2 separate regions of the Homo sapiens genome follow, and region 1 is linked to region 2. A link is an interaction called in ENCODE POLR2A ChIA-PET data of the cell type or tissue named here. Cell type or tissue: PC-9. All regions are shown on one strand.

The links. ChIA-PET counts read pairs that join two places held together with the same protein. Peaks named below come from ENCODE experiments on the same cell type or tissue, not always from the same donor. Only the 100,000 strongest peaks of a DNase experiment are listed, where the experiment ranks them.
Region 1: POLR2A ChIA-PET joins it to region 2 with 8 read pairs; 2 of 35 experiments call an interaction of 5 or more read pairs at or near these places.

The regions. Positions count from the first base shown.
Region 1 is chr5:171,715,744-171,718,243 of GRCh38, forward strand. No RefSeq gene overlaps it. Among named protein-coding and RNA genes, the nearest start is that of SMIM23, 69 kb to the right of the region's middle. In PC-9, no CTCF peak of the experiment used is centred here; no DNase peak of the experiment used is centred here; H3K27me3 peaks cover 2,500 bases.
Region 2 is chr5:171,423,647-171,426,146 of GRCh38, forward strand. The region is part of intron 2 of FGF18 (fibroblast growth factor 18); the gene reads left to right. Among named protein-coding and RNA genes, the nearest start is that of FGF18, 5.2 kb to the left of the region's middle. In PC-9, no CTCF peak of the experiment used is centred here; a DNase peak (open chromatin) is centred at 1,293.

The DNA.
Region 1 (2,500 bases), 290 kb after region 2:
GTGTCTCAGGGCTTACTGTTTACTATGCATCAGATGCTCTCCCAGGTGCTAGACAGCCAAGGGTAAGCAAATGCAGAAACCATGTCTGCCCTCGAGGGGCTCACAGTCTAGTGCCCCATGGAAACCACAAGACTTCCCTTCATGAAGGAGTTCAGGAATTACCAGTAGAAAACTATATCCTGCAGCAGACCTAGATCTGTGTTTTTGCATCCAGGCTTGGCAATGGAAGTCTTCAGCTTTAGCTAGTTATGGGCTGGTTTGGTGCCTAGCAGGTGTGTGCTTGAGTGTTTGGCATGAGGGAAAATAACAAGAAACCTGACTTTTTAATAAACTGAACTTTTAAAAATACCTGCAACTGGGTGCATCATTTGGGGTCTCAGGAGGAAACAGATGGCACAGTCCAAAGGGGTGTCAGCAGAGAATTGAATAAAGGGACTGATTTTAGCGGTGTGGAAGCCAACGAGAAATTGTGAAGCCCCCAGGAAAGTAGTAGTGGGAAGTTGCTACTGCTGGTAGAAAGAAGAGACAAGGGAAGAAAGGAGAGGATGCAGGACCCAGAAAGAACCCAGTTGTGGTTTTCCTGAGGATCTACACACATGTGACTATGGCCATTATTGATGCACCTCCCAGTTCTGTCTAAAGCTCAGCCTTTTCTCCAGAGCGTCATCCCCTCCAAAGTCTGATGAATATCTCCATCTGGGTTTCCCACAGGACATGCAAATACAACAGGTGCAAATCAGAACTCGGAGCTGGATTACTACACAGGCAGATGAAGCAAGTGTCCACCAAAGCAGGGGGAACAAGAAGAAGAAGAATGGAAAGTATTTAAGTATATTGTTATTTCATAAAAAAGTATTAAAGTGTGCAAGTGTTTACATTAGTGACAGAATGACTACAGAGCTATAAGGAAAAAAGTAAACGTTGCATGCATAAAATATAACTCACGCCATGCATAAAATATAACTCTTATAAAAGTTAAAAGATTCTAATTGCTAGAAGAAAACATAGGAGAAAATTTTTATATATTTTGGATAAGCAAAGATCTCTTAGATGAGGAGAAAAACCATGAGCCATAAGAAAAAAATTACAAATGGACTTTATCAACATTTCAATTTTTTCTTCTTCCAAAGACAACATTAAGAAAATTAAAAGGTAAATCACAGACTTGGAGAAGTTATTCTCAAAACAATTACCTGACAAAGGACTTGCATCCAGAATTTAAAAGAACTTCTATAACTCGGTAATAAGAAGACAAATAATCGAATTTGTTTTAAATGGGCAAAGACTTTGCCCCTGAAAAAAGTTTATATGAATCTCTAATAAGCACATATAAAGATGTTCAACATTGTTGGTCATCAGGGAAATACAAATTTAAACCACAGTGAAATACTACTTCATATCCACTGAAAAAGGCTAAAAAAATGTTGTTAAAGGTCTGAATACACTAAGTGTTGGTAAGGACAAAGAGCAAATGACTTGCTCATGTGCCACTGATAGTAAAGGAGAATGGTACAATCACCTTGGAAAGCAATTTGGCAGTTTCTTTTAAAACTAAGCATATACTTTATGATCAAGCCATTCCATTCCTAGGTATTTACTGAGAGAAATGAAAATATATGTTCTCAAAGGGCTTGCACACAAATATTCATAAGTCTTTTCATAAAAGGCAAAAACTGAAGACAACCCAAATAGCCACCGACAGATGAAGGGATAAACCAACGGTGGTATAGTCATACAACAGAGTAATAAACACACTACTGATATTCACAGCAACGTGATGAATCCCGGAAGTATGAGGCTGAGTAAAAGAAGTCAGACACAAAAGGATATTTTCAGAGTAACTGCATTGATTTGAAGTTCTAAAACAGGTAAAACTAATGCATAGTGATAGAAGCCCGATCAGTAGGGGATGTAGGTATTGTGTGGGAAGGCTCAGGAAGGAAACTTCTGTAATGATAGAAATATTCTATATTTTGACTGGGGTGGTGGTTACACAAAAGGTGTACACATTTTTCAAACTCACTGAAACGTGCCTGAAACATGCATGTATTTTATGTAAGTCATTGCTAAATAAAGCCTGTCTTTATAAAAAGCATTGAAGTCATTATCCTAGGAAAAATAAGAATACTGTAGGACTTCCTTTGGTAAGAGCGACTTTCTGAGAGTGCACCATCATCTTTCCAGTGACCAGGGTCCCACAGTCCCAATCCAGTTCTACCTAAAGTTGCCATCCTCTCCTCACTCCCCTAAACACTTCTTGGCCCTCGTTGGCTCTGGCGTGGAATCGGTGTCTATGCTGGAACACGGATGTATCCCGACAATTCCTTCTCTTCCCCCCTCACATCCTGTCCATCACCAAGTCCTCTTGGTTCCCCCTTCACATTGCCTTCTCCGTAGCCCCACCCAGACGGGAATCAGGCCCCTCCACACCCCTCCCCCACCTCCTGTTTGCCTTGCTCTTCACAGTCCACAGCTGCTTCTCGTTTGTCAGAAGAGACAT
Region 2 (2,500 bases):
ACCACCCCCACACCCAGCCTCCTCAGTGAGGTTTAGACCCTTTCTTTAAGCTGGTTAGGATGGGGAAGCTGGAGACAGTGTCCTTTGGTGCAAAAAGAGGATGGGATGCTCTGTTAGTGGATGGCACTTTTTTTTTTTTTTTTTTTTTTTTGTGCTCTGTCACCCAGGCTGGAGTGCAGTGGCGTGATCTTGGCTAACTGCAACCTCTGTCTCCTGGGTTCAAGTCACTCTCCTCAGCCTCCCAAGTAGCTGGGATTACAGGTACACACCACCATGCTGGGCTAATTTTTGTATTTTTAGTAGAGACAGGGTTTCACCATGTTGGCCAGGCTGGTCTCGAACTCCTGACCTCAGGTGATCTGCCTGCCTTGGCCTCCCAAAGTGCTGGGATTACAGGTGTGAGCCATCCACCTGGCCTTTTAATTTCCTAAAGCAACATCATCCATCCATCCACAGTCAGGTATTCATTCAGCACATACTTGCTGGGAGCCTGCTTCTTGCTGCCTTGGGAATAAGGTCTAGTCAGTCCCTGGCCTCCAAGAGCTCCCAGTTTAAAGGGAGAAAGTGCCAGATGAACAGAGCCTTGTCTATTCTGCCCCCTCCTCTCCCAGCACTGTGAAGTGGAGTGAGGCAGGCACATACATCTTCCTCCCGTTTAGCAGGGGAAGAAACTGAGTCCCAGGAGCAGTGATTTGCATGAAGGAAAAAGATGGTACTTGTAGAAATTCTAAAGTGTCCCTTACATTGGGAAGCTGGTTCACTTCTTTCAACCATTCTACAGGGAGGCCAAGAGAGGGTAATAATTCTGTTTCACAGATGGAGAAACCGAGGCACAGAATGAGGAAGGGATTTGTTCAGACCCAAGATGCTGGATTCAAGATCTTGTATTCTTTCTACCATAGCAGATGGACCTTCTTCTCAAAGAATCCTGAAATTATTCAGAAGAATATTGGTGGGCCCATGGAGTCCTTAGAGACATGCTAGGGATCTGCAGTGAGATTCTCTTTGGATTCTGGTATAAGGGGGATGTTGAGAGCCCAGGTAGGCGTCTCTGGGCTTGAGGGTGTCTGACTTGGAGTCTGCAGGTCCTGATCCTCCTGGAATGTGTTGATCTGAGAGGGTCCCAGAGTTAGAGGGGGGTACTTGGGGGCTGGGGCCCAGAGGATTCAGCACTCCTCTTCCAGCCTATCCCCAGCAGAGGGGGAAGGGGGAGGGGGAGGGGAGGGGGCGGGGCTCCCCATCAGCATTCCTGAAGCTTGGGAGTGTCACCCGCTCTGAGATAAGGAGGTGGATTTTTAGAATTTCTTGTGGTTGGCACGGCCAGTGTCAGCAGGCTTGGGGCAGCCCATCGGTCACAGATGCAGCCTCCACCCTGCCCTGGGCAGCTCCAAGGACGCACTGGACCCCCAAAGGGAGACTAGAGGGGTAATGGGAAGAGACTTCCATTTTCTGCAGGGCCTTTTGGTTCTGACCTAGTCCTCTAGCAGGAGACTTGTGGGTGTGGAAAATTGGGGTGCAGTCACATCAAGCCATCAAAAACAACAACAATATTCATAGTGACCACCAGGTATAGTGCACTCACTACATGCCAAGTGCTTTTTTTGTTACTGTTGTTGAGTTGGAGTCTCACTCTGTTGCCCAGGCTGGAGTGCAATGGTGCGATCTCGGCTAACTGCAACCTCTGCCTCCCAGGTTCAAGCAGTCCTCCTGCCTCAGCCTGCATGCCACCATGTCTGGGTAATTTTTGTATTTTTAGTAGAGATGGAGTTTCACCATGTTGGCCAGGCTGGTCTTGAACTCCTGACCTCAGGTGATCCACCCGCCTCGGACTCCCAAAGTGCTGGGATTACTGGCATGAGCCACTGCACCTGGCCGCCATGTGCTTTTTTTTTTTTTTTTTTTGAGATGGAGTCTCGCCCTGTTGCCCAGGCTGGAGTGCAGTGGCGTGATCTCGGTTCACTGTAAGCTCTGCCTGCCGGGTTCACGCCATTCTCCTGCTTCAGCCTCCCGAGTAGCTGGGACTACAGGCACGAGCCACCATGCCCGGCTAATTTTTTGTATTTTTAGTAGAGATGGGGTTTCACTGTGTTTGCTAGGATGGTCTCGGTCTCCTGACCTCGTGATCTGCTTGCCTCGGCCTCCCAAAGTGCTGGGATTACTGGCATGAGCCACTGCGCCTGGCCAGCCATGTGCTTTTGCACATTATCCAGGTCAAGCCTCACAACCAGCCTGGAACTAGGGAATTCTACAGAGGAAGAACAAGAGAGGCACCGGTGCATAAAGTAACCTGCGTTTGGTCACATAGCAAGAGAGAGGCAGAGCTGGATTCAGCTCTGTGTCTGTCCGGCTCTAGGACTCAAGCTTACTTGTATGAGGGCTCTGGAGTGTGGCTCTGCTTTCTCTTTGCTGTGTGACCTCGGGCAAGTTACTTAACTCCCCTGGGTCTCAGCTTCTGCATGTGTACAATGGGAAAAAACAACCAAAGAAATCATCCCTACTG